Linked DNA regions of Homo sapiens: region 2 is linked to region 1. A link is an interaction called in ENCODE POLR2A ChIA-PET data of the cell type or tissue named here. Cell type or tissue: GM12878. All regions are shown on one strand. Links, peaks and the distances in the headings refer to the core of each region. The heading gives the core; the rest is flanking DNA.

What was found. ChIA-PET counts read pairs that join two places held together with the same protein. Peaks named below come from ENCODE experiments on the same cell type or tissue, not always from the same donor. Only the 100,000 strongest peaks of a DNase experiment are listed, where the experiment ranks them.
Region 2: POLR2A ChIA-PET joins it to region 1 with 6 read pairs; 2 of 35 experiments call an interaction of 5 or more read pairs at or near these places.

Annotation. Positions count from the first base shown.
Region 1 is chr1:191,646,208-191,651,606 of GRCh38, reverse strand. No RefSeq gene overlaps it. Among named protein-coding and RNA genes, the nearest start is that of LINC02770, 84 kb to the left of the region's middle. In GM12878, for the core only: no CTCF peak of the experiment used is centred there; no DNase peak of the experiment used is centred there.
Region 2 is chr1:191,555,656-191,561,054 of GRCh38, reverse strand. No RefSeq gene overlaps it. Among named protein-coding and RNA genes, the nearest start is that of LINC02770, 170 kb to the left of the region's middle. In GM12878, for the core only: no CTCF peak of the experiment used is centred there; a DNase peak (open chromatin) is centred at 2,476.

The DNA.
Region 1 (5,399 bases), core at 64-5,063:
TGAATTTGTAGTATTACACATTGTTAGTACCAAATAGAGAGCTCTCTGCTCCTAGCACTTTGGGAGGCCAAGGCGGGCGGATCATGAGGTGAGGAGATCGAGACCATCCTGGCTAACATGGTGAAACCGCGTTTCTACTAAAAATACAAAAAAATTAGCCAGGCATGGTGGCAGGCACCTGTAGTCCCAGCTACTCGGGAGGCTGAAGCAGGAGAATGGCGTGAACCCGGGAGGCGGAACTTGCAGTGAGCCGAGATAGTGCCACTGCACTCCAGCCTGGGCGACAGAGCAAGACTCTGTCTCAAAAAAAAAAAAAAAAAAAAAGTAAAATCAAAGGGTCCACTTAGAGGCATGGCAGTGTTCCAGAAGACAGACAGTGGTATCTTTGACTAGGGTAGCACAGGGATATTGGCTTAATACAAGTTGATTTATTTTTTTCACTTGACAGGAAGTACAGTGCTTCAGTGGCTCAGTGATGCCAGGGTGGTGCGAGGGATAGTGGGATGTGATTAGTTTTAGATTTTAAGTGTAAATGGTATCAACAACACTGAATAATGAACTGAATGTGAGATGTGAAAAGCAGCCAAGAATGTCCCTTGGGTTGTGAAAAGCAGCCAAGAATGTCCCTTGGGTTTTAAGCCTGAATAGTTTTGCCCTTCACTGGGTTGGTTAGACTGGATAAGGAGCTAGTTTGCTTGGGGCACAGCAGTAGAAATCAAGAGTTGGATTTTGGGCATGCTGTGTTTATGATACATATTTTATGATACATATTAGACATCCATGCAGACATGCTAAGGCGGCAGTTAGCATCATGAATCTGAAGCTTCAGTGGAAAATCTCAGCATTAGCTCGTGGGTAGTGTTTAAAGTCCTGAGACCAAGGGAGAAGAGAACACTTCCAAGGACTGAGCTCTAGAATGCTACATTTAGGGGCCAAACAGAGAGTAAAGAGAGAATATAAAGTTAGAAAAGGAACAAGTTTGGCAGGGAGAAAAACATGGTTTTCTGGAAGCCAAGTAAATGAATTTGTTCAAGAAATAAAAGGATATAAATTGTTTTGAATGGTGCTGAGATTTCAATGAATCAAAACTGATAGCCTTTGGATCTCACAATATTGGGAGAATTGTGGTTTAAAGAGTGGTTTATTTGGAGTATAGGCCATCTGGAAATCTTTCAGTAGAAAGTTAGAAAAAAAAAAGTTGATGTGAGGTGCGAGGGATGAAGAATTTGATTGCAATAACAAATTCCCTGAAGAAACAGGTAATAAAATATGTTTCTCTTGAGAACCCTATTTTCCTTAGACAGTAGCAGAGAATTTTTATTAATTTTTAGTTGAAGAAGGCAGAGTACAGGGTAGAGAGGTCTTAGATTTAGAATGGGGTCATTATGAAATTTTCTAATTGCTTATCTCAGTCAACTAAGCAAGTTCATTAGGCCAAAAAGAAGAGAGAGGATAATGTATCAAAGAAAATAGATGTTCTAAAAATGTACACACTTAAAATATAAATTCCATGCAAAATTCCTTCTAAATAGATATTAAATTCCTAAAATCAAGTTACTATTTGATGTAGTCTCAGCCTGTCTCTCAGTCTTCAACTGTAACTCATTCATTTCTCCACTCCCTACTCCAACTCGGTATCACCAAATCAAATCTAGCAGCGCTAAAAAGAAAGGCCCAACACACACAAGTGAATTATGTCTATGAATGCTTTAAACTTCAGAAATGTATTAATATAGTTCACCATATTAATAGGTCAAGGACAAAAATATAATATAATCTTTAGATATTAACGTAGTCTTTGGCTAAATGCAACTTTCATTGTAGGCTGAAACTTTCTTAGATATAGTTGGAAAGTTCCGTATATAATATGATATAATAATTACTCCATGATGAAATAATTTAAAAATTATTAAAGTCAAGGAAAAATACAGAGGTACACTTTCATTACTATTCCTCATTATTAAAATTGATCTGGGAATTATATGTAATTAGATTGATTATACTAACAATTACAAACAAGCAGCAATATTAACAGATCTGTAGTAAAAGAATAAAGACAACCATTATCGTGTAAATGAATAATCTTGTAGAATAACTACTGTCTCATTAAAACCTTATAACCATATGAGGTAGGTACTGTTTTTTATTTTTTTCAGAATTTAATAGATAATTGTAGCTTAAGAAGGTTATCCTGCTAAACATGACACAGATGATGATTAGCTGAAGGTGATTTGATTTAAATTTAGGTAGATTGAATCCAATTTAGGGTACTCAAGTTGTGAACTTGTGAGAAAGATTAGATTTTATAACCCTAAAATTGAAAGCTATGACCTTGTTTAGAAGTAAATGTGTGAGTCAAATTTTCCTAAGGCACACCAGTTTATGGGCACACGCAACTCAACTTATTTAATATTATAAATATTATTTATATTTATTTAATATTAATACTAATTAATATTTAATTAATACTAATTAAATATTTAATATTAATATTACTATAAATAATATATTATTTAATATTAATATTACTATAAATAATATATTATTTAATATTAATATTACTATAAATAATATATTATTTAATATTAATAATTAAAATTGTACTGGCTGTTTGACCCATTGTATTATGCAGTCACAGCCCCTAAAAGGGAGGCTCGTTATCAATGCTTTTACAGTCTTCTTGGCATCACCTGTAGATCATCTCTCATACTTTTCTTCTGAATCGCAAATATAGCTTTTTTATTATACAGTAACAAAATGAGGGGAAAAAAGATGGTAAGTTTTTGAGATAGATGAAAATAGAGTAGATTTTAACAATAAGATGGAACTTTATTAAATAAATGTAAATAAATAAAACATACATAGAAATTTTGGCACATAGAAAAATGAACATTCAAATAGCAATGCATTTCACCAAAGCTAAACATAGGCTAGAAGTAAAAATTAAAAAGCCTCTGTCAAATTTTTATGTTTCCTCTCCAAAAGTAATAGTCTATGAATATTAGAGAGAATATTGAGTTTTAAATGAATCATAAATGTCCCGTAATTTTATACTATTTTAATTCAATTTGTTTAATTTATTATTTTGATCTGACTTTAGAAATGCTACCTTAGGATTAAATTTATAATAATTTCTCTTCTCTCTGATTGACAAATACCGCTATAAGTAAGACATATTTGGGAAACATTACCAACTAGTGGTTAAGAGCCTGGATTTGGAGACAGAGTGTCTGGTTTTAATTTCTGCCACTTGTACAGAAACCTTGTGCAAGCTACTAACTGTCCTGTTCCTCATTTTTCTAATCTTAAACAAGAATAATAAAATTTTCTACCTTATAGGATGGCCTGAAGATTAAACATGATAATGTATGTAAAGCAATTAAATCAATCTATAGATTGCAACAATATTTTTGTATGTGTTTAGTGCCATCTCCCCTGGTACTGATTCCTTTGATCTACATTCTTGGGAAAAGCAAACCTATCAATTTCAATTATTCTAACAGATATAGTAAGTTAATGCATACAGAAGCATAATACATTCTTCATTCTTTTTATTTTCTCACACCCTATATTCAGTTCACTAGCCAGTCCTGTTGGCACCACTTATACATAAAATATACCTAAAACTAACCACTTCTTAGAACCCCCAGTGCTGTCACACTAGTGAAAGCTACCATCACATCTCCCCTGGCACATCATCTGAGAAGAGCCCACAGCCTTTGAAGTGGATCCCTTGTTTGTGTCTTGCTCCCTCTCCATGCAGGGGGGTCTCATAAAATGGTACTCAGAAAATGAATGTGTAGAGACCATCCTGAGTATCTTTATGGTTCTTTATAAAAATAAATTTATCTATAAAAATACAATATTTCTAAAAAGAAAATAATACCACTTGTAATTCTGCTGTCTTAGTCAATTAATTGGTAAATTCCAAATTTATACTCCAGAGATTAAAAAATGGGAGCTAATAGTCACATGCAGAAAGCAATACATTCACTAAAAATCTGACATTCACCTGTAATACCATTTAAGCATTAAGTTGAAATAATTGATGAAGCTGAGCAGGACATGTGATTGATTCAAGAACATCCTGCTTGATTAGAGGGTCAAGCTTTTCTTTAATGCGTTTTCTATAAGGAAATTCACAAGTTTATGCACAGGAAATGCCTTATCTTGATTCCTGAGTGAAAAGAAAAATATTCCTGAATTTTGAAAGGATATTTAAATTACAATCTACTTTTTAAAGATATATTTAAATAAAAGTAATCAATAAAAATGACAATTTATTCCAAAATCAATTTAGATCCTTCTATAAAAGGTGATTTTATGTATGCTATAACTTAAATGAAATATAAACTTTAGCACCCTTTTAAATCAATTTTTACAAATATGCAGAAAATAAATAAATTTATTTGGCATTACTTTAGATTATTGTATAAATGTATGGGATGTTAGTTGAGAAACAAAACAAAACATATTACTCTAATCCAGTCTTTCTTCAGCCATTTATGATAGGGTTAAATGAACTTTAAATGAGCTAAAATGCACAAGTTGACTAATGATAATCCTTCTTAACTCCCTTCTTTAACATTTTAGTTATAATATTATACCTAATTTATACAACTTTTTTTTTCTTAATCAGAAAAGTTGTGCTTGTGAGACTGACCCAGTTAAATACTGGGTGGAGAAAAACCCAGTGTCTCTACAATTCTGTATGTCTGGAACACAGAATTTTAAAACTCTCTTTCTCCTTTCTTAGTATTCTGTGGCATCCTCTATATAGCAAATAACCAATGCTGTGTGGCTTTTAAAAAGTGATCCAATTTTTTTCAAGTCATTTCCGTCAGAGTACCTTTAAATAGCAATTCCACTTTCAGGTTCCACTGATAGACCTATGGACTACACTAACCTAAAGACCCCAATTATTGTGGCAGAAAATAAACTTTTTCAGTCCCATAGGTGCCCCTTTATCATGTGTGACATAGTGGAAACAAATGTATTCATATTAAATTACATAGTTGTAACATCAGCTGCATGACTTTGTGTCTTAGGGCAAGTTAACAGCTCTGATATTCAGTTCTCTCCTTTGCAAAATTGGAGATTATCAGATGTGACATGAACATTTCTCTGTGGACTAGGGGTGATATCATGAAGACTCTTTACATCTTTCTTGAAAATAGTGAATTCCCAACCACAACAAAGGTTTTATTTTATAGGATAGGTTTTATTATTATAGGACTTCTAGTATGACACAATAAATATGATACTTGTACCCTTTTATTTTTAGTAAGACACAACAGAGTCTCATTTTATTTCTTAATGTATAATTCTAGTACCCAATTACATGGATTTACCCATGTAAATTACCCAATTTAGAATGTCTAAAGTCTCAGCCACTTAGG
Region 2 (5,399 bases), core at 150-5,149, 91 kb after region 1:
CAGCTTCTGTGGAGAACCTCAGGAAGTTTGCAATCATGGTGGAAGGTGAAGTGGGAGCAGGCATCTCACATAGCAGGAGCAGAAGCAAGGGAGTTGGGGAAGGTACCACAAACTTAAATGACCAGATCTGTGAACTCAGAGCAAGAGCTCACTTATCACCAAGGGGATGGCCCAAGCCATTCATGAGGGATTCGCCACCATGATCCAAACACCTCCCATCAGGGTAGACCTCCACACTGGGGATTACATTTCAACACGATATTTGGGTGGGGACAAATATCCAAACTGCATCAACTACATACTATTTGTATCCCCATTATTCCTATAAATAGAATCTCTGACATTAGAATCATAGGTCTTTGTTTAAGAATTGCTTAAGCAGATCCTGAATTCCAGCAGAACAGCTAATGCCAACTAGGTTAAAGACCTCTACAGAGAAAAAAAATCAGTAGGAGAATTCAATTTCTTCACCTCCTTGTCCCATGACTTTACCCAGCACTCTGATTAATCAGAAATCTCAATACTTTGGGTCATTCTAAAACTCTGAAAAACCCTACCTCCAAACTCCTTGGAGAGACAGAGTTGAGATTTCCTTCCAGCTCCTCATTTAGTAGTCCTACAATTAAACTTCTTTCTCTGCTACAACCCAATGTCTCGTTGTATTTACTTGACATGTGCATTATGAAATCGACATATTACAGTTATAATTGCTCCCACATTTTACATTGGGTTACTAGTATTTCTGTAGTTGTCCTTTTTCAGAATCTTGAGGTATGTAGCTGGTCTCATTTTTTCTCTACTTATGGGTTCTAACATTCATTTCTATTTCTAACATATTACTTTAAATTTAGCCAGTGGGATAATTTACAATGAGATATTGTAAATGCCATATGTCATTTAAACAGACTCTATCCTGAGTAGCCTAATTCCACACAAGAATTCACACAGCATTTAAACCAGGCCTTGAATCTACCTATTAGGGTCTACCTGTATTCCATCTAGTTTACATCATCATATCTGAATCATATTTGGTGTTGTAATTTTACGGACATTCTTCTAAAGCACCCAGCCTGTCCTCCAAGCAAAGGTCAACAATGAAGGCCTATAGAACTGTAGCATCAGTTAGCATAATTTAATATATTCTGTCATAGAAAAAAATCTTCAGAATTTCTTTCTTTTAGGAGAAATAAATCTTCAGAAAGATGTTTTTTCAGAAAGTTCCAGAAGATATACCAAAATATGTAATTTAGAGAAGCTTATGCAAATATACAGAAAAAGATACTAGTTGGACTTATGGAGACACATTTTTTTAGTCTCATTTCTTCTTTCCTCTGCTCAATGTCTTACATTCTGTGTATTTGTTTGTTTATTTCTTCATCCCTTTTATGCAAGTCTATACACTTACAATTCAAGCTTAGGACCCTCACTGGAAGACTCCACATCTTAGGATCACTTGAATAAGCTACTGTTATTGATCAGTTGTACTCCTGGCCTCTCCATCACCTATTATTTGTACATAGGGTGGCATTGGTATGCCAATAAAACTTTGATAAAAATATTGAACAATTGATTGAGTTATTGAAGTATTAATTTAATGGGGATTTTTTAGACTAAAAATGCCACATAGGCTGATGGGAATTTTCCTGTGGGGTTTTTACGTATTTTATATTTTGTAGAATGGCAGTGAGAGACTACATTGCAAAACTGAGAAACTGCCCATTTTAAACATAATAGGTAATCTAGTAGGAAGCTGGATAGATAATATGAACAGTGATGGTTGTGAAAGATACAGTATGAGGACACGTCTAACAGTGTATAAATATCCTTGCTCATGATCTTATGCTCGGTGCCACATCCCTCCACTATAGAAAAGTTGAAGGAACCCTGCTGAGGGACATTTTCAAAATCTGTTATATCATTCAATCGTTTTGTAGATAGCGCAGTCTATTTTCAGAAATCTACTGGTAATCTGAGAAAGGCTGACACTAGAACTGCCATCCTACTGGGAGGTATTTGGTGAATGTTAAAATCTTTGTTTTGAATATGTCAGCAATTGCAAAGTTGAAGGATGTGAGGTTTAACAATACAGTCTTATCAGAAGAGATCCCAACTGAGCTTATTGTAAACCTGGATACTCGGATAAGTAGTTTATCTGAATTTCAACACATTTCTTTTGTCATATAGTATGCTGTTGGGAGATAGTTCTCAACTGGTTTCTTACATTTCTGTATGTCTTCCAAGCAGAAGCCCTAACAACCATTGTCCCAGAATATTAACATATTTTCAATGATTTCTGTAAAGTAAAGGACAGGTTTGTTTACTGTCTAGTACAATAAAGATGATGTGTTCACCTGGAGCAACATTAAGAAGTTAGCTTTCAGCCCATTATAAAAGATGGGGGTTTCCTAAGCTTGGGTATGTTCATCTGTGACACAGACCCACGTGTGTATAACATTCACCCTGACCACTCTATGTTGCTCCCATGAGGCTTGGAGTATCAGGGGAGTCAGTCAGCATGTGAAATTTATGCTGCTTGTCATTCTGTGACTAATAAACCCCTTTGTCTCTGACCCAAGTGTCTCATGCCTTCTGCTAGTGTCCAGGAAGCTTTTGTTTCAATATCTCAGATCCATATAAGATACGATTTGGAATGAACTGAAGCATAGGAGCTCAAGGCAGTGATTCTGATGGGTATGATATGAATTGCAAAATATATCAGTGTCACACTCACTTTATTTCCTCATACTGGCTCATTTAGGGATTAAGCAATGTCAATATAGAGGCTCTAGAAAAGTATGACACAGATCTCACTGCTGACCACTTTATGGTTACTATTCAAATGATATAAATGGGAGAACAAACCAAATCAATTCTTCATAAGCATGCAGGACTCAGTACTGCCCTGAGGTTTTGGGAACTAGGGCAAAGGCACTAAATGATGACTCAAAATAATGTGTTGTGGGAATCTGACCCAAACTTATATGGACTTTGAACTGGAAATGTAATAGATTCTTTCTATTTTGAAGTTAGATTTTGAATTGAAAGTTAGATTCCGTAATATGGAAAATAAGATCTAGGAAATTAGTAAGGTCCTGAAAAACTTGTACACCAGATATCTGGGTTAGGTGAGTTTGATAAATATATGAAAGCACATATGACATAATTGTTTTTCAAGGAAACCATAGCAAAATCTTTGAAGTAATATTTGACATTTGTTATACAAGTGATATAGTGAAAGTGTGAAACATATGTGGACACACACTTGGCAGCTTCTAAAGAAAACTGCCACTTCAAAAACAAAAACAAAAAAACTCTGGTCTGGGAAAGACGTTATTATCCACTTGCTATGATCGCACAATATTGAATTAATAAAGTTTTACTTTAGTACACTTTATAGACAATGATCATTATAAAATAATGCTACACTGGTGTTTAATCAACAGTGATAGTTGATTATCATTAAAAATAATAAAATAAAAAAATATTTTAACTTTATTTGTTCTCCGATGCTTATTCATCTTTCTGTCGATTCAAGTTTCTAATTAATTTTCCTTCAGTGGAAGATTTTCTGTTAACATTTCAGAAAAGATTTGCTGACAGTGAATCCCATTAATTTTTGTTGGAATTATCACAATAGTTTGATTGAAGAAGACTTTATTTCTCTTTCACTTTTGAAAGATAGTTTTGTTGCATATAGAGTTCTATGTTGGCATTTTTACTTTTCCAACACTTCACATTTTCCCTCCATTTTCATACTGTTTGTATCATTTTTGATGAGAAGTCTACTGTAATTTTTATTCTGGTACCTCTATAGATGAAGCATTTTTGTTCTACAAGATATTGTCTTAAGTTTTCTGGAAACTTGATATAAAATGCTTATGTTTTTATTTGTTTGTTTTAACTTTTGCTTGTATTCATTATGCTGATTGTTGCCTGAGCTTCCTGGATCTGCTGTATGGTGTCAATAATTTTGGAAAGTTTCCTGCCATTACTATAATACATCAAACATTTCTTCTGTTTTGTTCTCATTTATCTCACAATTCCTTGAAGTTTTATTCTATGTTTTGCTTTTGTTTTTTTCTTTAATGTTTTTATTAGAATAATAATTGTGGAAAATCCTATTGATCTATATTCAGGTTCACTGATTTCCTGGGCATGCCAAGTCTACTGATGAGCCTACTGAAGTTATACTTCATTTTTGTTACAGTATTCTGATTCTGATTTCTAGTATCCCTGTAATTCTTTCTTAGAATTTTTATCCCTCTGCTTACATTTCCCATCTGCTCTCTTGCATGTTCTACTTTCTCCATCAGAGTTCTTAACGTATTACTTATGGATATTTTAATTCTCATTGTGATAATTCCAACATCTTTCTCATATATGGATCTGGTTCTGATGATTGCTTAGTTTCTTAGAAGATTTTCCTTTCTTTTTTTTTTTTCTTGTTTGTTAGAAAGCTGGACATGTTTTATTGAGTAATGGAAACTGAGGAAACTAGGCCTTTAATATGGGTGCATATGTTAAACTGGCTAGGAATTGGGTTGTGTTTATTGTTTGCTCAGCTATAGGTGCCAGAGGCTTCACATTTCCTCTTGTAGCCTTGAGTTTTGTGTCCTATGTTTACTTTGTGCTTTCCTAAGACTTCAGAGAAAGCCTGTATCTTATAGCTTTTTCAGTTATAATTCACTGTTATAATACTGGAGACCTGCTGGTATGGTGACAAGGTTTGGAAGATTAAAGGGGAGCAGTCTGTAATCTTACAATTAAATCTAATCTTTTACTCAACAAATGTCTCAGGGCTGGGACCTTTACAAGTCTTTCTCCAGCAATATAACACACTCTCCGCCCCACTCCACTTTCTACTCCTTTTCTTCCTTTCCCTGGCGGAAGCATTCCTAGTCTATTGCCTTGAAGCTTTTGTGACTACTGATGACATATTATATATATGTAATATCTATCTATCTATCTATCTATCTATCTATCTATCTATCTATCTATCATCTGTCTACCTATCTATCTACACAGGAAGGCTACAGGGAGCTAAAACTGATCCAGAAGGGGAAAATAATCTCTTCCCTTGGAGAGTAGCCCTGGGTGATAATGAAAAGGTCTTGGGATATTTCACAAGAGACCCTTACCCTCCCCCTGCTGGCAAAGGTGAGAGGACTTTTTTTCTGGAATATTACTGTATGAACTTGATTGGGTTCTCAGAGGTGAAACACACAAAAGTGTGCCCCACTCCCGACCCCATCCCAAGATTATATGGTCTTTAGTAATTTCTCATTCACACTAATCCCCACTTGGCTTCCAACAGTTTATTAAAATCAGCATTTATGTGTTTTTACCATGTCTACCAGTTTATGACTCCAGCAGCTTCTGCTCCAGGTCAGCAGATCTTA